Regions from separate parts of the Homo sapiens genome. Here region 1 is linked to region 2. Evidence: chromatin loops called from intact Hi-C (ENCODE). Cell type or tissue: Caco-2. All regions are shown on one strand. Links, peaks and the distances in the headings refer to the core of each region. The heading gives the core; the rest is flanking DNA. Region 1 overlaps ZNF609 (zinc finger protein 609). Region 2 overlaps ZNF609 (zinc finger protein 609).

Evidence for each region. Peaks named below come from ENCODE experiments on the same cell type or tissue, not always from the same donor. Only the 100,000 strongest peaks of a DNase experiment are listed, where the experiment ranks them.
Region 1: it touches region 2 in a loop (2.1-fold over the local background); 5 of 110 quality-filtered maps call a loop at or near these places.

The regions. Positions count from the first base shown.
Region 1 is chr15:64,561,683-64,572,865 of GRCh38, reverse strand. The region is part of intron 2 of ZNF609 (zinc finger protein 609); the gene reads right to left. All of the region lies in intron 4 of LOC101930091 (a long non-coding RNA gene), which reads left to right. Among named protein-coding and RNA genes, the nearest start is that of ZNF609, 110 kb to the right of the region's middle. RefSeq lists enhancers at 501-600, 631-700, 8,635-9,204, 9,205-9,774. In Caco-2, for the core only: no CTCF peak of the experiment used is centred there; a DNase peak (open chromatin) is centred at 5,995.
Region 2 is chr15:64,501,416-64,512,598 of GRCh38, reverse strand. All of the region lies in intron 2 of ZNF609 (zinc finger protein 609), which reads right to left. Among named protein-coding and RNA genes, the nearest start is that of ZNF609, 46 kb to the right of the region's middle. RefSeq lists a silencer at 727-914. In Caco-2, for the core only: no CTCF peak of the experiment used is centred there; a DNase peak (open chromatin) is centred at 5,068.

The sequences.
Region 1 (11,183 bases), core at 4,365-8,364, 59 kb before region 2:
GCAATGGCACCATCTTGGCTCACCACAACTTCCGCCTCCCGGTTTCAAGCAATTCTCCTGCCTCAGCTTCCTGAGTAGCTGGGATTACAGGTATGCAGGCATGTGCCACCATGCCCGGCTAATTTTGTATTTTTAGTGGAGATGGTGGTTTCTCCATGTTGGTCAGGCTGGTCTCAAACTCCCGACCTCAGGTGAACTGCCTGCCTTGGCCTCCCAAAGTGCTGGGGTTACAGGTGTGAGCCACCGTGCCTGGCATTCTTTTCTAATTTACTGGAAAAAGTCCCATGGGCTAAGGGAGGACCTGGCAATAACAATGAACAAATCAGACAAACATCCCTGTCCTCAGGAAGCTTATATCCCATTGTGGGAGAGACAACCAAAATAAATTATATACTATGTGGGACAATAATAAGTGTTATGGAGAAAATAAAACAGGGATCAATCTCCCTGGCTCAAGTGATCCTCCCACCTCAGCCTCCCAAGTACCTGGGACTACAGGCACATGCCACCATGCCCAGCGAATTTATTTTTTGTAAAGAATGAGGTCTCACAATGGGGCCCAGGCTGGTCTTGAACTTTCAGACTCAAACGATCTGCCTACTTCGGCTTCCCAAAGTGTTGGAATTAGTCATCAGCTACCACACCTGGCCAGTTTTAAATACAGTATTCAGGGAAGAACTCACTCAGAAGGTGACATTTTTGTTTACAGAACCATGTCAAACCCATTTCCCCTCAGGCCTTTGCACTTGCTGTACTTTGCCTAAAGTTCCTCTTTCCCTTTCTCAACTTTTGCATACCTAGCTTTTTATCTTTCAGTATCAGCCTAAATGTCACTTCCTTAAGGGCAACTTTCCAGCAACACTAAGTAGAATAGCTATCTATATCCCTAGGCAGTCCTAACCAAACAAAGACTCAAGGCCGGGCTCACACCTGTAATACCAGCACTTTGTGAGATCACTTGAGGTCAGGAGTTTGAGACCAGCCTGACCAACATGGCGAAATCTTGTCTCTACTAAAAAAATACAAAAATTATCCAGGCGTGGTGGTGGGCACCTGTAACCCCACCTACTTGGGAGGCTGAGGCAGGAGAACTGCTTGAACCCAGGAGGCAGAGGCTGCAGTGAGTGAAGATCTCACCACTGCCCTCCAGCCTGGGCGATCCTGGGTGACAGAGTGAGACTGACTGAAAAAAAAGACTCAACTACATAAAACTAGAGAGTTTGAATCCTGTTCTACTATTTCCTGGCTTAACCTCTGGCATCCAGTTTACCCATATGTAAAATGGATAATAATAGTACTTAACTTATACGGTTGCTGTGAAGAATAATTACAATCACCACCCAAAAGGATAACAATAAAAATTAAAAAATAAAAATATATTATATAAAAATATAAAAGTACAATAAAAATAGCAGCTGTTTATATAACTTTTTACCATGCACCAGGCATTATTCTATGTATTCTACATTTATTAACCCATTTAATCTATTCATATAATACATTTAAAGTGCCAGCACTATATTTAGCAAACAGTAAATAAATGTTTGCTCTCTTTCTTATTATCACCATGATCAGTGGCAGTATTATTAGCTCTTCTTATGAGGTGCCTAAGCCCTCTGTGTTTCTGCTCTGCTGAGGGATCTATACCCAAAAGTTTCATATCTTCCCCTCTAGAATTCCTATTTTCCCCTCTTGGATAAACACCCTACAGAAGGAATTTGTTATCAACCTTAGCACTTACTCTGTGCAAATCATCTCTTACGTCTAGCATCAGCATGGACTTTTAAAAAGAAAAAGATATGACTGTCCATATAGATCATATGCTTTATTTATGTATTTAGAGACAGAGTCTCGCTCTGTTGCCCCGGCTGGAGTGCAGTGGCATGATCCCGGCTCACTGCAACTTCCGCCTCCCAGGTTCAAGTGATTCTCCTGCCTCAGCCTCCCGAGTAGCTGGGACTACAGGTGCGTGCCACCACACCTGGCTAATTTTTGTATTTTTAGTAGAGACGAGGTTTTGCTATGTTGGCCAGGCTCGTCTCGAACTCCTGACCTCAGGTGATCCACCTGCCTCGGCTTCCCAAAGTGCTGGGATAACAGGTGTGAGCCACTGCGCCTGGCCAAAACTAAGCTAATTTTACTAATCCAAAAAAACATAACATGAAAATAATAGGAGTGAACTCATCGTGATAATATTAGTATCTCGAGTTTCTAGAATTAAACACAATGCTCCTTTTGAATCTCTCACTAAAGACAAACTAGAATCCATATACTTGACCATAATCATCAAAATATAATTAGAAGGCTTAAAGAAACAAAGAAGTCCAGAACCTTGGTTCCACTTTCCAGACTCATCTACTAATATACATGAACAATTGATGATGCTACTCTTCCTTAAGAATCTTGATTGATTAGAACATGGCTTCTAAGCAAGGCCACCAGGAACTGTTTTCCTGGTATCTATTGCTTTGAGAAACATATTTATGCTTAACCATCTCAAATGCCTTTTATAAAAGTATTTAAATGATAAAGATGAGAAGAGAAAAAGATATAATGAGAGGTAGTATAGTTATAACTGTGGAAGATATAAGTCAGATTACCTGGATTTTAATCCTGGCTCCACAAACCACCAACCAGGCCACGTTTCTTAGCTTGCTAAAACTCACTATGCTCATGTATAAAGTGGGAATAAGAGAGCTCTCGGCCAGTCAGGCACAGTGGCTCACGCCTGTAATCTCAACACTTTGGGAAGTTAAGGCAGGGGGATCACTTGAGCACAGGAGTTTGAGACAAGCCTGGGCAATATAGCGAGACCCCTATCTCTATTTTAAAAAGTAAGAAAGAAAGAGTTCCTATCTCATAGAGATATTGTAAGATGTGATCTAGGCAATTCCGTTCTTGGCACACAGTGCAAGAGCAATAAATTAAAGCTTAAAAAAATACACCAGAAAGAAAAAGAAAAGTCAAGAACATTCTGTGGGCATTTATTGCATTTGCTTTTTAACTCAGAAAAGACACTACAGAAAAAAACTTAACTAGCTGTCTAACACTGCTTCCATCTTGGCTCTCAATGATACACACAAAAGGATGGTTTATCAATGCATTCTGTTTCTCCAGCATAAACCCAAAGGTTGAACAACAAATTTCTGTTCAGAAGGAGAAGTGCTAAGACAAGATGATAAAACTATTGATTCTTTTTCACAAGGAGACTCACTGTGAGAGCAAAAGGGAGCCCTCTAACCCCAGTCTGGGGAGGGGGCTACTGAATTGGCACACTTTTTACATATTCAGAAGTATCTTCTACCTGCTTGGATTTTCTAAGCACAACAAAGGCTTTGGCTTTTAGCATTTAAGAGAAAAGATACTCCTTGGGGAAAGAGCATGAGGGAACTGATAGGAAATTGTCCCCAGGAGGTTTTCCTAAACTATCTCAAACATAATGTAGAATTACTGTTACCACTTTATTAATTCAACAAATATTTATTAGGCATCCTCTATGTGTCAGGCATTTTTCTACAGTTCCTGAGAATAAGGGAAACCAAACAGATGAGGTTCTAGCTCTCCTGGTACTCTTATATAATAGAGGAGAAAGTAAGCCCATAACAAACAAGAAACTATCTAAGAGGAATAAATGCCACAATGAAAATCAAACACCATGATATGATATGGACTATCCAGGAAGTTATTTTAGATTAGATGGTCAGAAGAAGCTTCAATGAGAAGATGATATTTTAACTGAAACCTGAATGACTAGCAAGGGCCCATTTGTATCCCAGAGGGGTATCAGAGGGAGTGGAAAAAGAAGGTAGTAAAAAGCCACATATATACATAGAGCAAGCTTCATATGTTTGAGAAAAAGAAAGAAGGCCAGTGTGGCTAGAGTACAGAGGTAGTAAGAGTGGTTAAGATAATATCTGCAAGGTAAACAAACCACATCATGTTAAAGCCCCAGAGAGGTTTAGGACTTAGTTAAAAATCACACAAATTGTTCTCAGCAAAGCTAGAATTTAACTCCATAGAAGTCTAACCCTAAGTCCATGGCCTTTCTAGAACACCACAGTTAACATATCTTATTCATCCTTATGAATGGGAACCTAGCTCAGTGTTTTACACATTGTAGATGTTCAGTAAATGTTCAGTGAAAGAAAAGGAAAAAGCCTAAATACCTAGGCATACCACTTTTCATCTCTGTTCTGGTCAGAAAACTGTCAAGCACCTATCCAAACACTGAATACTCTTACTGAAGATTAATAGGACCTACAGTTGTGATTCTTAATCATGGATGCACACCAGAATCACCTGGGAAACTTTAAGAACTACTGACGCATGGAAATCATCAGAATATCAGAAATTCTGATATATGTGGTCTGGGATGTAGGGGGATTGGGATTTTCAAGAGCTCCTCAAGTTATTCTAATGTCCAGCCCAAGTTGAGAACCACTGCTCTAGAGGTTCCCAAATATAAAACCATATGAAAAAGCCATCTCACCAATTGCTGCTGGGCATGAGGTACATGACAAAGTGACAAGGAACAATAAGGTTTTCGGGGGTGTAGGGTTACTGGAGTGAGGAGAAACAAATTTAAAAGTGGCTAAATAACTTGCTACACATGGATAAAAGATGACAGTAGGAAGTACTGTGTAGTATAATAATGGTATTACAGTTATATAAGCAAATGTCCTCATGTTTTTGGAGAGTCATGATAAAGTATTTGGGAGAGAAATGTCATAATGTTTAAAACCTCCAAACTGTTCAGCAAAACAAATACAATCACATATATAGATAAAGCAAATATGACAAAACTTTGACAATTATTGAATCTAGGTGGTGGGTGATCATTTTACTTAACTTTTCTGTATGTTTAAAATTATTCATAATAAAATGTTGGGAGGGAGAAAATATCTCAGCCGGGTACCGTGGCTAATGCCTGTAATCCCAGCACTTTGGGAGGCTGAGGTGGGCAGATCACGATGTCAGGAGATCGAGACCATCCTGGCTAATACGCTGAAATCCCGTCTCTACTAAAAATACAAAAAATTAGTCGGGTGTGGTGGCACGTGTCTGTAGTCCCAGCTACTCAGGAGGCTGAGGCAGGAGAATCGCTTGAACCCGGGAGACAGAGGTCGCAGTGAGCCGAGATCGTGCCACTGCACTTCAGCCTGGGTGACCGAGCGAGATCCTGTCTCAAAATAAATAAATAAATAAAAAATAAATGTTGGGAGGGGGAAAATATCTTGCCACAATATACAGATAATTAATCCATCATATTTGGAAAGCTGTCTTGGTAATTTATTTCTTTTTCTTTAAACTTTATTTCTTCCACAAGAAAACATCTGCAAGTAAATGGTAATTTTTTTAGATGGAATGTTTTTTGTTTTTTTTTTGAGACAGAGTCTTGCTCTGTCGCCAGGCTAGAGTGCAGTGGTGTGATCTCGGCTCAACTGTAACCTCCACCTCCCGGGTTCAAACGATTCTCCTGCCTCAGCCTCCAGAGTAGCTGAGACTACAGGTGCGCACCACCACGTCCAGCTAATTTTTGTATTTTTAGTAGAGATGGGTTTCACCATGTTGGCCAGATGGTCTCGATCTCTTGACCTCATGATCCACACGCCTCGGCCTCCCAAAGTGCTGGGATTACAGAAGTGAGTCATGGCGCCCAGCTGGAATGCAAGGCTTTTTAAAGGAGGTGGCAGTTCACACTATCCCCACTGAAAGAATATAAAATAAAAGCCTGCTTTTAAAGTATTTAAAGTCTGTTTATAAATATTTTCTCTCAACTCTAATTAGCCAGTTCCTTTTTAGCTATTTCCTTATAACTGCCTAATAGGCGAAACTCATATACTCTACAGAGTTTTTGATGCTTCACTCTTTCCAGGAGTCAGATTTCCCAATGCTTATCACAAAGGTTTCTGTCCTGTCAGCAGCTTAAGGTTGCCTGCCATCAAATAGTCCTCACCTCTGAGTGACACTAAGAGGTACCACCCATGACCTGGAAGAGAATGGTGGCCTCCAGTAGAACTGAGTTACATTCTCCTAGGACGTAATATAATCTCTCTCCACTAGCTCTCAAAAGCAGCTCAGAAGCAGTGATCTGTAACAAGGGTCACCCAAGGTAAAACTGGGAAGTAGTTAACACTGTCTCTACCACGCCCTCCACAAGCAGCTGAAGACACTCCAACTCTAAACCTTTCCCTATCTCTTCTATATCTGTTTCCTTTACTACACTTAATTTTAAGCTGTGAATCAATTAAATAAATGAATCCTAACTAGTGTTTAGCTAACTGGCCTTTTAAGAAATGGCTAGAATGTCTAGCTCTTGGCAGTCTCATCAAATCACATCATGGCCACCTATTCTGATACAATTACACTTACACATATTTTGAAGTACCTACCTACACAGAGTGTCTCCTTTAAAGTTCATATAAAATGAAGTCAATTTTTCTTACAGTTTAAATGTCAGTCACTGACTGGTCATGCTTGCTTCTTTCTCCATGGCTTCTCAGGAGGCTCATGCATACATTCATTCATTCATTTTAGAGACAAGGTCTCGATCTGTGGCCCCAGCTGGAGTGTAGTCACATGATCATGGCTCACTACAGTCTTAAACTCGTGGGCTCAAGCAATCCTCCTGCCTCAGTCTCCCAAGACACTGGGATTTCAGGTGTGAGCCACCTTGCCTGGCTAGAAGATGCATCTAAAATAAAATACCTCAATTGGGCCAGGCATGGTGGCTCAAGCCTGTAATCCCAACACTTTGGGAGGTTGAGGCGGGAGAACTGCTTGAGCCCAGGAGTTTGAGACCAGCCTGGCCCACACAGTGAGACCTTGTTTCTACAAAAAATAAACAAAATTAGCCGGGCATGGTGGTGCACACCTTTAGTTCCAGCTACTCAAGAGGTTGATGTGGAAGGGTTGCTTGAGCCCAGGAGGTTGAGGCTCCAGTGAGCCATTACTGTATCACTGCACTCTAGCCTGGGTGACAGAACGAGACTCTATCTCAAAAAATAAAATAAAATAAAATAAAATAAAGTACTTCAATTAAAGAATGCTTTTAAATGAATGTATAGGTCAGTGTAAAGTAAGTACTCACTGTCCTCCTTAGTTTAGTCAAAACTATGGTGAATTTTAAGGAACACAAAAATGAATCTTAGCTCAATATTAAAGATGCTTATTCTAGTAATCTTCCTAACTCCCTTATCTTAAAGAGATGATCAGAATCACCATAACAATCACTTTGAATGCTTTTGCCAAATCTGATTGTCAGTGTTCCATTCTGCTCTCAATATTTCTAAAACTAAAGGCAATAAATTCATTTACAAAAATGCTTACATAACTTGGTAGACATTCTAGCCAGTAGATGTAAACAGTAAAGATGGAGCACTTTTGTAAATTATCAATAGTACTTAGTTTATCCTAGTAAAGGGACAAGCACTTAAAGACAAGCAAAACAAAATTAAGAACTATTAATGGATAAAAGATGTTAGTGGCTGGGTGTGGTGGCTCATGCCTATAATCCCAGCACTTTGGGAGGTCAAGGTGGGTGGATCACCTGAGGTTAGGTGTTCAAGACCAGCCTGGCCAACATGGTGAAACTCCGTCTCTACTAAAAATAGTAATAATAATAATAATAATACAAAAATTAGCCAGGCATGGTGGCACCTGCCTGTAGTCCCAGCTACTCGAGAGGCTGAGGCAGGAGAATTGCTTGAACCCAGGAGGCAGAGGTTGCAGTAAACAGAGATCACGCCACTGCACTCCAGCCTGGGTGACAGACCGAGAATCAAGACTCCGTCTCAAAAAAAAAAAAAGAAAAAAAAAGAAAACCCCGTCTCTACTAAAAATACAAAAAAATTAGCCAGGCGTGGTGGCAGGCACCTGTAGTCCCAGCTACTAGGGAGGCTGAGACAGGAGAATGGCGTGAACCTGGGAGGTGGAGCTTGCAGTGAGCGGAGATCGCACCACTGCACTCCAGCCTGGGCAACAGAGCGAGACTCCGTTTCTAAAAAGAAAAAAAAAAAAAAACAGTTAGTGAGCAATGTGTATAACAATGTATCAGTGACATTACTATCATTCACTGTAATCTAGTGGATGAAGGGAGGTGGTTAAATTTGACATGCTCTTATACGTATCTGGTTTAATAAAACCCAGACCATAGACTGAAGCCACACTGAAATAGGTTATACTTCTCTTCACCTAATTTTCCAGAGGAACATACAGATTCTGGTTTCCCTTGTGAATATGACAAAAAAAAAACCCCACAAAAAACAAAAACAACACAACAAACACATGGATGGATATCTTTATGCCTGAAAACAAAACAAACTGCTTTTTACTTCAAGTGTTGTATAAAGTCAAAACAAACCTTACTCTTTGCTCTCAACTTCTAAATGTTACCCTAACACCCCTGCCACCTTAAATAAGACCCAGCAGTGATCTAACACCCACTATACTTACAGCTCATCTTATGATTATCTTGTACTAATGTGGATTACATAACAAGCAGCTTCTCTGGCCACAACAGCTCTCCCTTCTGAGCCATTCAGGCAATTACAGTAGTCCCCCCTACCCTTAACCTTGGAGGATACATTCCAAGACCCCCGGTGGGTACCTGAAACCACGAATAGTACCTAACCTTACATAAACTGTTTTTTTGATCTGATAACCAACACAGCTACGAAGTGCCTAACTTTGTAGCAGCCAGCGCATACAACATGCATATACTAGATAAAGGCTAACAGTTTACATCCTGGGTGGGACAGGGTGGGATGGTGCAAGATTTCATCATGCTACTCAGAATGAGGCACAATTTAAAATTTAGGCCGGGTGTGGTGGCTCCTGTCTGCAGTCCCAGCTACTCGGGAGGCTAAGGCAGGAGAATCGCTTGAACCCAGGAGGTGGAGGCTGCAGTGAGCAGAGATCGTGTCACTGCGCTCCAGCCTGGGTGACAGAGCGAGACTCCGTCTCAAAAAATAAATAAATAGGCCGGGCACGGCGACTCACGCCTGTAATCCCACCACTTTGGGAGGGATTACATATATATTATATATATATGGGTTTTTTTGTTTTGTTTTGTTTTGTTTTGTTTTGTTTTGAGACAGAGTTTCGCTCTCGTTGCCCAGGCTGGAACAATGGCGCGATCTTGGCTCACCGCAACTTCTGCCTCCTAGGTTCAAGCTATTCTCCTGCCTCAGCCTCCTGAGTAGCTGGGATTACAGGCATGCGCCACCATGCCCGGCTAAATTTTGTTTTTCATAGAGACAGGGTTTCTCCATGTTGGTCAGGCTGGCCTCGAACTCCCGACCTTCAGGTAATCCACCCACCTCGGCCTCCCCAAGTGCCGGGATTACAGGCGTGAGCTACTGCGCCCCGCCAATCTTTTAAATTTTCAGTTATTTTCAATTATTTTTTTTTTTTTGAGGCAGGGTTTTGTTCCACCACCCAGGCTGGAGTGCAGTGATGCGATCATGGCTCACTGCAGCCTCGATTTGCTGGGTTCCATCAATCCTCCCACCTCAGCCTCCCGAGGGAGCTGGGACTACAGGCATATGCCACCACACCTGGCTAATTTCTGTATATTTTGTAGAGATGGGATTTTACCATGTTCCCCAGGCTTGTCTTGAACTCTTAGGCTCACGTGATCCTCCTACCTTGGCCTCCCAAAGTGCTGGGATTACAGGTGTGAGCCACCATGCCCAGACTAAAATTTTTTAGTTTTTATTTTTTGAGACAGGGTCTTGCTCCATTGCCCAGGCTGGAGTGCAGTGGCGTGATCATGGCTCACTGCAGCCTTGACCCCCAGGCTCAAGTGATCTTTCCACTTCAGCCTCCCAAGTAGCTGGAACTACAGGTGTGCACCACCAAGCCTGGAGGTTATCCTCCCTCCATACGTTAGACAATTGGACTTCAGAAGTAAACTCACCTCTTAGTTGACATATGTGCTCTCCCCCTCTCCTAGACACACACACACACACACACACACACACACACACACACTCACGCTTACCCTCTTTTCCTCTCTCTTAAGAAGCTGCTGCTAGAAAATAAAAAGAACTTGCTGCTAATATTAAAATTTTTACTGAGATTTGATTGTTTAGGGATGAATGTATGAGTTAATTTTTTTTTTTTGGCTGGCTTCTTCTTTAAACTCGGGCTATAGTTTAATTACGACAATCATGAAATTATTGCAAATAAACAAAGAATGTAAAACTCCCTTCCTATTTGTCTAGCACTACTAAACTTGAGAAGTGTAATATAATTATATAGACTGATCTCAGCCAGGAACTCTAAGCACTTGTGTGGCTGTGATATAGAAGGATTACTAATAAATTGAGCCCGGTGTGGGTGTCACATTAGTGCCTTCATCACATTAAATGATATAGGCAACCAGGCATAGTGGTAGGATGACCAGCTTTGAAGTCACATAGATTTAGGAGATAAATCAACTTCTGCTTCTTTCTAGTTGTGTGATCTTGGGGGCATAAATGTTTCTAGGCCAAAGTTTCTTCAAATGCCAAGGCTATTGTGAGATTATCAAGAGAAATTGTTGCCTAGCATAGTCTACTTTGAAGGCACCCAAAATAAATGATAACTATTCTTACTAATTACAGTGAATTTAAGTGAACAGAACTTTGACAATCATTTTGGGGCCAACATTTATCAATGTTCTTGGCACTATGCCAAACTGAGAAATAGGCTTGTACTTAAGAGAATGAAAAGTGGACCCTGGAGAATGTAAAGATTGAACTGAAATTATTAGGTTTTATACCAGCATCTACTAGTTTTGAAGTTTGGAGATTTATAAAACTCAAAAAGATGATTTGGATGTCAGGCAGTACATTATGATGTCAGGTGGTACATTATAAAATATATCAAAATTTTCACAGGCATTAGGAGGTCTACCCTTATCTCACTGAAACTTAAACACAAACTCCAGTTCTCAAGGTAGCTTAACAAAACATCATGTACTAAGCCCGCTTTGAAAAATAATTGAATGACTTCCATACTCACAATACCCAAACACAACAATGTTCAGTTCCTGGTGTTCAGGAGTGGAAACATAGCATTAACACTTGCCAGGATAGGTTTTTGGCCATACTGTCTTGGTATGCACAAGTTTCTTTCTAGAGACTAGATCTGAAAAAAAGTCAGGAATGAAAATTATTATGAGACTGCCCAGGCATGGT
Region 2 (11,183 bases), core at 3,516-7,515:
CCTCTTCCTAAAACAGCATGTTTACTTTGAATGCATCCAGAAGCAGACTCAGGAATAAGGTCTTTTTTGTATTGCTACATTATTTTATTTTCAAATGTCATGAATTTCCAGAAAATTAGGAACACCTATTATCCAATATAAGCACAGAAATACATTCACAAACCAATGAGAAAAGAGACTGGTTTTGGATTAGCCATAAATTTTGATTATCCAAATCTGTCTTCTGCCCCTTTCTAATCTACATAGAAAAAAAAGCTCAAATAGCCTATATGTGGCAAATATATCTACTCATAAGAATTTTGCTTAAATTTGCCTTAAAAATTCTGGAACAATAATTTAAAACTGAATTAGTAACACAAATATGGATGCTCTACCTTAAAGGCTGTCAGAAATTCAATAATTAATTCTCCTAATTAAGGTGATAATGAGAAATCAGGTTCATTATAGTTGAATTCCGAAATGCCTGACCCCAACATAAGCATCCTGTACACTGAGCAATGAAAAAGGAGAGTCCTTTTCACATGATAGTGATTTTTAACCAAGAAGAACATTACAAGCACCTGTTGAACTTAAAAAAAAAAAAGTAGGCAGGGTGCGGTGGCTCATGCCTGTAATCCCAGCACTTTGGGAGGCTGAGGTGGTTGGATCACGAGGTCAGGAGATCAAGACCATCCTGGCCAACATGGTGAAATCCCGCCTCTACTAAAAATACAAAAATTAGCTGGGCGTGGTGGAGTGTGCCTGTAATCCCAGCTACTCGAGAGGCTGAGGCAGGAGAATCACTTGAACCCAGGAGGCAGAGGTTGCAGTGAGCCTAGATCGCGCCACTGCACTCCAGCCTGGGCGACAGAGCGAGACTCAGTCTCAAAAAAAAAAAAAAAAAATTACATGCTTGGAGTCTCCAGCCACAAAGATTTTATCCAGTAGGACACTTATACTTTGTAAAACCTCCAGAAGTGACTCTGATACGTACCCTAAGCTGTCTCACGACCAAGAAACTCTGCAACCTGAATGTTAATTTCTGTAACATTCAGATGTTATAGGATACATTCAGTATGCTGATTTGGTTGGTCTAAGTATGACGACTATATATACCTCCTTTTTTTTTTTTTTTTTTGAGACAAAGTTTCACTCTTGTTGCCCAGGCTGGAGTGCAGTGGCGTGTTCTCAGCTCACTGCAACCTCCTCCTTCCAGGTTCAAGCAATTCTCCTGCCTCAACCTCCCAAGTAGCTGGGATTACAGGCACACTCCACCACGCCACCATGCCTGGCTAAATTTTTGTATTTTTAGTAGTGATAGAGTTTCACCATGTTGGCCAGGCTGGTTTCAAACTCCTGACCTCAGATGATCCACCTGCCTCGGCCTTCCAAAGTGCTGGGATTACAGGTGTGAGCCACCGAGCCTGGCCCCTATACCTCCTTTCTACAACACTCTGTTGTCTTTCACTAAGGTTTGATTCAGTGCAGAACTAAGTACCTGACTTCTGAAGAAACAAAAAAGAAAAAAAAAGCAACACATAAGCCAGGAAATATCAACTCTGAGCTGGGTGAGTTAGGTACCAGTTTATAAAAACTTTTTAAAATGAAGGAACCAAAAAAAAAAAAAAAATCAATGCTATGTGGAAACTTGTAAAATAAAACAATAAAAGATAAATATAAAAATAAAAAAGAACTCATTACCAAATGAAAACAGAGCCCAAGAAAGGATTTAATGCCCAGGTCTGGCTCATCAAAACATAATCTAGTATTTGCCACTAGGGCTGTAACCCAGCAGTCTTAAATTTAAAAAGCAATTAGAGTATTTCACAGGTGCACAGTCAAATTGTCACATCCCAATGGACAACAAACATTTTAGGGTAAAACCTGACCACCTCAAAACATCTAAAAACTGTCTTTTTTATTTCCTCACAAAAAAGTAGTAGCCTCCTTTTAAGCACAAGACATACATTCAAAAACCCCCAGTAGATGTCTGAAATGGCAGATATTATCGAACCCTACATATACTAGGTTTTTTCCTCTACGTACGTACCTATGATAAAGTTTAATTTATAAATTAGACACAGTAAGAGCAGGTGTGAGCAGTAAGACACAGGTTGTGAGCATGGTGACTCACACCTGTAATCCCAGCACTTTGGGAGGCTGAGGCAGGGGGAATCACTTGAGCCCAGGAGTTTCAGACCAGCCTGGACAACCAGTAAGATCCCAACTGTATAAAAAAAATTAAAAATTAGCCCGATGTGGTGATATATGCCTGCAGTCCCTGCTACTCGGGAGGCTGAGGCAGGAAGACCACTTGAGGCCAGGAGTTTGAGGCTGCACTGAGCTGTGATCATACTACTGCACTGCAGCCTAGGCAACAGAGGGAGACCCTGTCTGTTAAAAAAAAAAAAAAAGAAAAAAAAATTATAACAATGTGTTGTGATGAAAGTTATGTGAATATGGTGTCTTTTTCTTTCTATCAAAATATTGTACTGTACTCACCCTCTTTGTGATGATGTGAGATGATAAAATGCCTATGGGATGAGATGAAATGGGGTGAATAATGTAGTGTTTAAAACTTAGTGATTTATTTATCTCTGGAATTTTCCATTTAATATTTTCACATCTTGGTTGTCTGAGGGTAACTGAAATCACAGAGAGCAAAAACAAGGATAAGGTTGGGGGGACTACAGTACTTCAATCCTCATTCTTCTCTTGACTGTTCTGGCTACCTCTGCTAATCCCTTCAAAAGACTAGTCTGTACCTTACAAGGATTAGCAGAGAGAGGAAAGAAACTTCCTGTATGAAAACAATCATGTTATCTTCATTTCAATTCTTAGGAAAATAATTCAGAAGAAGTTGGTTATATACCAAAGAAACTGACCTTAATGGAGAATAAACAAAAGCCATGGTTCTCAACCTGAGATCAGCCCTCTGCCAAAAGAAGTCCAACACACACTTCCAAACTGACCAATCAAACAACAAAACCCCAAACTTCAATGCCTCCAAATGCTCTGAATCAATCTCTCCCTGAAGCCTTCTTGGAAATCAGTAGGAGCTGGAATATTAGCTATCATAAATTCATTGTTTTCCAAAGCCTTCAGGGGATTAATTCTTCAAAGTCTCTAAGGATATCCTTTCTCCTTAATTTCACAATGACCTTGCACCTCAAAGCTAAGAACAGTAACATCAGCAACAGCTAACATTTATTGGTTACTTACTATAATGCTAGGCACTGTGCTGAATGCTTAACTCTTTTCATCTCATTTAATCCTCACAATAACCCTATGAGGTCAGTACTATTATTTACTTCCTCCATTCAGATGAGAAAAGTGGGTCTTTTTTGAATATCTTTTCTGCTCTTCTGCTCTGAAAGTCCTAAGCCCTTAGATATTCATTCCAATTTTAGGTTCCTGTCAGTTTGTCCACAAAGAGTTAAAGATATATAAGGATATTTTTAAAAGAAAAAAATCATACCTACTGCCCAGCGTTACATTTTAAAGTTTTTGGTAATTTCAATTTCACTATTAAGAGGGAAGGGTGCTCTACAATAGTAGATATCAAACTTTAGTGTGTATCACAATCAACAGGACAGCTAATGTTAAAACGCAAATTGTTGGGTCTCAGCTGGGCACAGTGGCTTACACCTGTAATCCCAACACTTTGGGAGGCCAAGGCAGGAGGATCGCTTGAAGTTAGGAGTTCAAGACTAGCCTGAACAACATAGTAAGACCCCGTCTCTAAAAAAATTTAAAAATTAGTTGGGCGTGATGGCACACACCTGTAGTCCCAGCTACTGGGGAGGTAGGAAGTGAGGTAGGAGAATCACTTGAGCATGGGAGGTTGAGGCTGCAGTGAGCCTTGATTGTGCCACTGTATTCCAGCCTGGGCAACAAAGTGAGACCCTGTCTCAAAAAAAAAAAAAAAAAAAAAATTTTCTGGGTCTCAAGCCTAGAGTTTCTAACTTTAGGGACTGGGAGGAGGTCTGAGATCCAAATTTTTATCGAATTCTCATTTGCTGCTGATACAGGGCCCACTAATTTATATGAAGGGAAAAGAAAGTAGTCCCCTCTCACCTTAGCTATCACCTTATGTGAAGACACTTCTCTACAGAGTACTTTCAACAAGACAGACACTTAGGGTTTAAAACACCTCCAGGGTCTGACAGCTTAAAGATTTATTTTTTTTCTCCCCACTTCACAAAGGCTTCAATGGCACCACTAACATGAAGGCACATGAAATCCAGAAAAAGGAAAATTAAGGACAGAATATTTATAAACTTTGCTAAGAACTTCTTACTGCTCACATTTTACTTCAGCCTGAAGTCCTTCCTTTGGGCCTCCTTGAGCAACAGATGCCAAAAGAAAAGTAGATTGCTTTGTAATACCAACCCCCAAAACAAGGATGGGCTCTTAAAATATAATAGAACTTTGCCCTGTGAACAGAAAATCTCAAAATGCTCCAAATTCCTCCTTAGTTCACCTTAGCTATCACAAAGGTCTCTCTTTTATCACACTATCCTTCATCTCAAAAGAGCTATTGCTCTTACCCAGGACTGACCCAAAGTCTACACTTTCTTAGGCAGCTTAAATATTGACTATGTCAATGTCATCTAGGATGAATGACTTTAGGGAATAGGATTTGTTAAAAATGTCTCCTCGGTCAGCCAGGAAAGGTTCTTCTGTGGGTGCTCTGAACCATGACTAAACTGTACCGAGAGAAATATATTTTAAAATATTAATATGGTCTGGCACCTTCCTGATGCTAATGGTTCCAGGCCCACCCCAATGGCACAACTGGGAAATTAAGTGAAGAGAAAAGCCATCTTCCCTCTGCTCTCTATTTCAAATGGTCCTCCTCCACAGCTTTGCCACGCACAGACTCATTCTATACATATACACAGAGATACAACATGCTCATACACACAAATAACTCTCCACAGGAACTGAAAATCAAAGCCTAACCCCATGGTTTTTAAGTGAGCAAGTCCAATTTCCTTCTTTGTAGCTCTTGACACATGCTGGCTGGGAGCCGTCTGGATTTTTTCTGCCTTGTTCCTGCACCAGAAGGCTCTGCACTGCAGGTCAGGGGATGATAAGGAAATGAACAGTGTAATTTCCAAGGCCTCTGAACACAGCCCTGTCAGCAGCTCTGGAGGCGGGTTACTCAAGCATGGCTTGAAGAGTGAAAACCACAGAGAGAGGGCTCAGACAGCCAGCAGTGGCAGGATCTCAGCTGTGTATGTTACTGCCACATCCCAAGCCCTGCTGCCTCCCTGGATGAGCTCTGCTGGTAAAAGCTCTTATACCCAAATGGCAAAAATACAAGTTCACACTGGGGGAGGAAGATTAAGGGCTAAGACTTAGATTTTTTCCATGCAGTCTTGTGTAGAAACAAAAACACTTAGCACTACTCCAGTGTCCGTGAGATTGCATATTCCGGCAAAACCACAGTAACATCTATCCAACATACCCAACCCCATGCCAGGGATATGGCCAGAAAAGAAGCTCGATTCATATGAAGTCTGAAATTCAACAGGCCACTTCAATATGCCCTAAGCTAATTTTTGGTCTTCCCCCCACCTCCAACTATAATTATCAGGGGCTTTAGAACACATCACCACCATGAAAATTTCCCAGCCTAGATTTGGAACTTCTTCAGACCATAGTGCTAAAAAGTCTTAGCTAACATGTATATCTATTCATACTGGGATTCCTGTAAAGTGGAATGTTGTTGTATTTCAGTACATTATTGCCTAGGAGAGACTAAGACCAATTTCCACTCAAACTGTATTTTTCTTTTTTCTAATATTTATTGAATGCTTCCTACGTGCCAGGCACTAAGTGTTTTATATGAATTAGCTAACTTAATCTAAAGACAAACTTTTTTTTTTTTCTTGAGACAGAGTTTTGCTCTTGTTGCCCAGGCTGGAGTGCAACAGCACAATCTCAGCTCACTGCAACCTCTGCCTCCCGGGTTCAAGTGATTCTCCTGCCTCAGCATCCTGAGTAGCTGGGACTACAGGCATGCACCACCACGCCCGACTAATTTTGTATTTTTAGTAGAGACAGGGTTTCTCCATGTTGGTCAGGCTGGTCTCGAACTCCCGACCTCAGGTGATCCACCCGCCTTGGCCTCCCAAAGTGCTGGGATTATAGGCGTGAGCCACCGCGCCCGGCCTAAAGACAAACTTAAAGGCTGGGTGTGACGGCTCATGCCTGTAATCCCAGCACTTTGGGAGGCCAAGGCGGGTGGATCACTTGAGCCCAGGAGCTCGACACCAGCCTGGCCAACACAACGAAACCCTGTCTCTACTAAAAATACAAAAATTAGCCAGGCATGGTGGTGCATGCCTGTAATCCCAGCTACTCTGGAGGTTAAGGCAGAGGTTGCAATGAGCAGAGACTGCACCACTGCACTCCAGCCTGGGCGGCAGAGTGAGACTCCCTCTCATAAATAAATAAATAAATACAAACTTATGTAGGTGCTATTTCTCTCATTTTGCAGATAAGAAAACTGAGGAAGAACAATTAAGAAACTTGGTCAAGATCACTCAGTAAATAAGTGCAAAGGTAGGAAACAAAGCCAGGTAGTCTGGCTCCAGAGTTCACACTTTTTAAAAAATTTATTATTATTATTTTTTTGAGACGGAGTCTCACTCTGTTGCCCAGGCTGGAGTGCACTAGTGCGATCACAGCTCACTACTGCAGCCTCAACCTCCCAGGCTCAAGCCAGGAGGCCTGGCTAGAGTTTACGCTTTTAGCCACTAAATTATACATAAGAGTTGATGTGAAATTCAAGTTTAGAAGGCTGGTGTTTTAAATGAGAAGTGGCCCCGAATACTTACCTTGAAAGGAAAATTCTCAAACTTTGATGTATATAGCAATTATCTGGAGAGACTTCTGGAAGTACAGATTTCTGGGCCCTTACCCCAAAAACTTATTCGGCATATCTAGGGTAGGGTCCAAGAATGTGCATTTTTGATACTCTGGTGATGTACATGGTTTTATGGGACACACTTTTAGGAACTCTGCTGTAGACGGTAAACTGTAAGCTCCTCAAAAAGCAGAGACCATCTCTGTTTTATTTACCAGTGTATACCCAATACCAAGTAGAAAACCTAGTATCTAAAATGCATTCAATTAATGTACTGACTGAATGAAAAGTGATAACAATTAGCCAACAGTATATCTTCTCTACAAAATACTTAGTAATATCCACAATACATTTGAAGGTCTGCCTATTAGTGATGTGTCCAAGGAAGAAGCACTAGAACAGGGTTTTTTTTCTTACCTGCAATTGCCAAGTAAAGAAAGAACTATTCCTCAATTATTATAATGAAAATTTGGCTGGATGAAATATTCCAGAACACACACACATATATCATAAGTAGTCAAGCTCAAAGTAGCAGTTTTAAAGTAACTTTCCTTCTTTATAAATAACAGGATAGGTTCAGTGCCAGCTGTAATGGTTATTCTTTGCAAACATCATTCATTACCTTACCTAAAATCCTAAACTCAAAGATCCTTTGTTTATTGAGTGTCTACAATGTTAAAGTCACTGTGAAAAACAAGTGAAAGCAGTTTTGGGGTAAAAGCAATTTTGGAGTATGTAAGCATTTTCATCTAATGTTTCAAGGTAGTCTTTACATTGAAAAAATGGCTGGGTGTGGTGGCACACACTTGTAGTCCCAGCTACTTGCGAGGCCAAGGCAGAAGTGCATAAGTGAGACCAAGGCAGAAGTGCATAAGTGAGGCCAAGGCAGAAGTGCATAAGCCCAGGAGTTCAAGATCAGCATTGGCAACATAGCGAGACCCTGCCTTAAAAATAAGCAAATAGGCTGGGTGTGGTGGCTCATGCCTGTAATCTCAGCACTCTGGGAGGCCGAAGCAGGTGGATCACTTGAAGTCAGGAATTTGAGACCAGCCTGGCCAACATGGTGAACCCCTATCCCTACTAAAATTAAAAAAAAAAAAAAAAAACTAGCCAGGCATGGTGGTATGCACTTGTAATCCCAGCTACTCGGGGAGCTAAGGCAGGAGAATCGCTTGAATCAGAGGCAGAGGCTGCAATGAGCCGAGATCGTGCCACTGCACTCCAGCCTGGGTGACAGAGTGAGTCTCCATCTCGAAAATAATAATACTAAGAAAATAACAAATAAAGTGGGAAAATTGAGAATCCTTCCTGACAGTTAAAGATTTGTTAAGAATCCCAGAGTAACAACATGCCATAAGAATTTGGTGTCTACAAATCTGGCTTTGCCAGTGACTACCTGTGAGATGCTGGGCAAGTCACAGGACTTCACTGGTCTTAGTTTCTTCTATAAAATGAGGAAATTGGACAAGATAATCTTTCTCTGGAACTGCCTTGAATTACAACACCTAGAAGGAAAACAGAGTTTCTGAATGAAAAAATAAATTAAGCTTGTAGTTACAGAATGCAACTCTGTCCCACATAAATATCAACTTCTTTTTAATGTTTTCCATGAAGGAAAATCTTGAGGGCATTTGGTTTCAGGAAGCAAAGCTGACTGCTCTGCCATCAATAGCTGAGAAATAACAGCTAGTGGAAGAAGGCGTTAAGAAAGCCTTGGATCAGAAGGAATAAAAGAGACCTGACCTTGGTTAGGCAATGAGGGACTACAATACAAGAGAACTAAGCTAGAAGGCACAAATTAGGGCAGGAATACAAAACCAATGGCAAAGGAAGATGCTCTTAAGAACACAGGATATGATAGCATGCATGATCAGAAGTTGAAAGAGCAAAGAGCACACTTTATGGTTTTCTTTGTATCCTAAACTAATGGGGGAAGTGGTAAATATATGCAGCATTCTGAAAGCAGCAGAAGCTGACATTCAAACACGGGAAAAGCAAAGTGCAGTGTTCCTACCTTGCAAGATCAAAAGCAGCAGCTAAAGACATGTGAGGGGGAGCTTCTGGTTAGAAACTTCTAGATCCTTTCTTTAACTACTAGAGCCTACTTGGCTATTTTATATGATTTGGGGGAAAAGAAGGAGTCTCACCTTAAACTCCTGGTCGTAAGCCCTGACAAAGTCAGCACAGATAGATCGTTGCCATCTGTGGTTTGTAAATTCCTTTTTTCTTGCCTGTCAGAGTGGCGACATAAGCACTAAGCTCAGGACACTCAGACAGGCGCCTGCCCTCCTCCCTACCTCCCCTTCCATCCCTAACTTAACAATCCATCAATCAAACTAAAGGCAAGGGAACAGGCAAGAGCTGGAAGGCTCTGTCTTGTTTATTCCTCAACATTCCCTCCCCCATCTCTTCAGCTGGCAGGAAGTATGAGGCAGAAGTGTTCAATAACAATTCAGAGCAGCAGCAGTTGCTAAGAGCCATCTCTGGTCTCTCCTAGAACTCTGGGAAACAGCACAGAGCTCACTCTGTCAGAGGAAGGTATGGTCGAGCAAAAGTGGGATCCCATGAAGGGAAATCCACATCCTTGTCTGACAGAAAATTTCCCAGGCCATAGCCTGAGATATCTACCTTCACAAAGAAGAACATGAGATAGATAATTTCTCTCTTTCTTTTTTTTTTTTTTTGAGACAAGGTCTGGCTCTATTGCCTAGGCTGGAGTCCAGTGGTGCCGTCTCAGCTCAATGCAACCTCCACCTCGCAGGCTCAAGCTATCCTTCCACCTCAGCCTCCCCAGTAGCTGGGATTACGGGTGCACACCACCAATGCCCGGCTAATTTTTGTAGAGACAGGGTTTCACCATGTTGCCTAGGCTGGTCTCAAACTCCTGAGCTTAAGCAATCTGCCCACCTAGGCCTCCCAAAGTGCTGGGATTACAGGCATGAATCACCAGGCCCAGCCAGTAATTTCAATATTCAAATCTTCCTCATTGGCTAGTAGTCAACACTGCTACTCTGCACCACAGAATTCAGTCAAGAAACTTCCCAAATTTTATGAGTTCTTCCTCTTCATGACAGTTCCCAGTTGAGAGGATGCAATTCTTAGATTATATCAAAACATCTGTTTTGCTATTTTGGTTCTGTTTGTTATCCCTACATAGAAACGTCCCAAACCACAGGCAAGCCCATTTCTCAGAGAGAAAATTTTAAAGAAGTTTTCAAAGACTTTGCTTATAAATTATAGTACTAATCATCAAATACTCACTGAGCACCTATTATGCCCCAAACCGGAGATTGTTGTTTCTCAAAAACCGCTCCTCTGCATGGTTCCTAACTTCCTTTCCTTTAACTTGCCTCTTCTGCTCCTCCCAGTCCAGAAATGTTCTCTCCCTGCACAGCATGTTTTAATCTCCTAGCAACTTCCAAACATTTATTTAAATAATTATTTATTTCAATAGCCAAAGGTAATATGGAAAGGCACCCTCAGGACCAGACTGTCCAAAAGGGTTGAGGGAACAGGGGAAGGAATTGAGAAAGCAGGTTCTTGCTTATGGTTACATGAAACTGTATAGCAAATTTTCTGCTTCTAAAAGTAATTGCCAGCAATTTTCTCTATCTTTCAAAAACTGAAGCACAGTCTCTTTCCCTTTTCTTTCTCATTCTGCTGCCCCATTCTCAGAGTCTCCCTGGGAGGCAAAGCTTATATGGCAAAGCAACATTATTAAGGGACAAAACTCCCTGGCACCAGGATGTATTCTTAGCTGAACATACTGCATCTTTCAGCCCAATTATAATCTGAAGGGCAGCCACCCAATCAGTCCCTGCACCTCTATGTGAGAAAATGGGTTCCATTTGCTTCTCTGTTAGAGACAATCATGGACATTTACACTTAAATCCAACATAAAGCTAAGCAATATTAATCCTTTCATCCACAGACTATCACTGGGCTTAGAAGGTTGCAACATAAGTACTCTAAAATTTAGATAGGAGAATGAAGGTCATCCTCAGAAGTACTTTTTAGCACAGGAAGAATAATGATTATGAATATGGATATATGGCAAGAGTTTCTTGAAGCCAGATGTAGGGAACAGTCTAATGGGCCTGGAACAGAAGCAACAACTGCTAGTACTCCTAAGCCTCTTTAAAACAGTATTATCCATCTGTACCCGAGAGAAAATAGCAAATCACAGCCAGCACAGGATGAGCCAAGCTAGTAACCAGCTGGAACCTGACTCTGCTGAAGTGGACTATAGCATCTGCCACCTAAACACAGGCAGCCTCTCTGGCAGCTGCCACTGGTAAAAGGGAATGAGCCACTGTATTATTAGTGG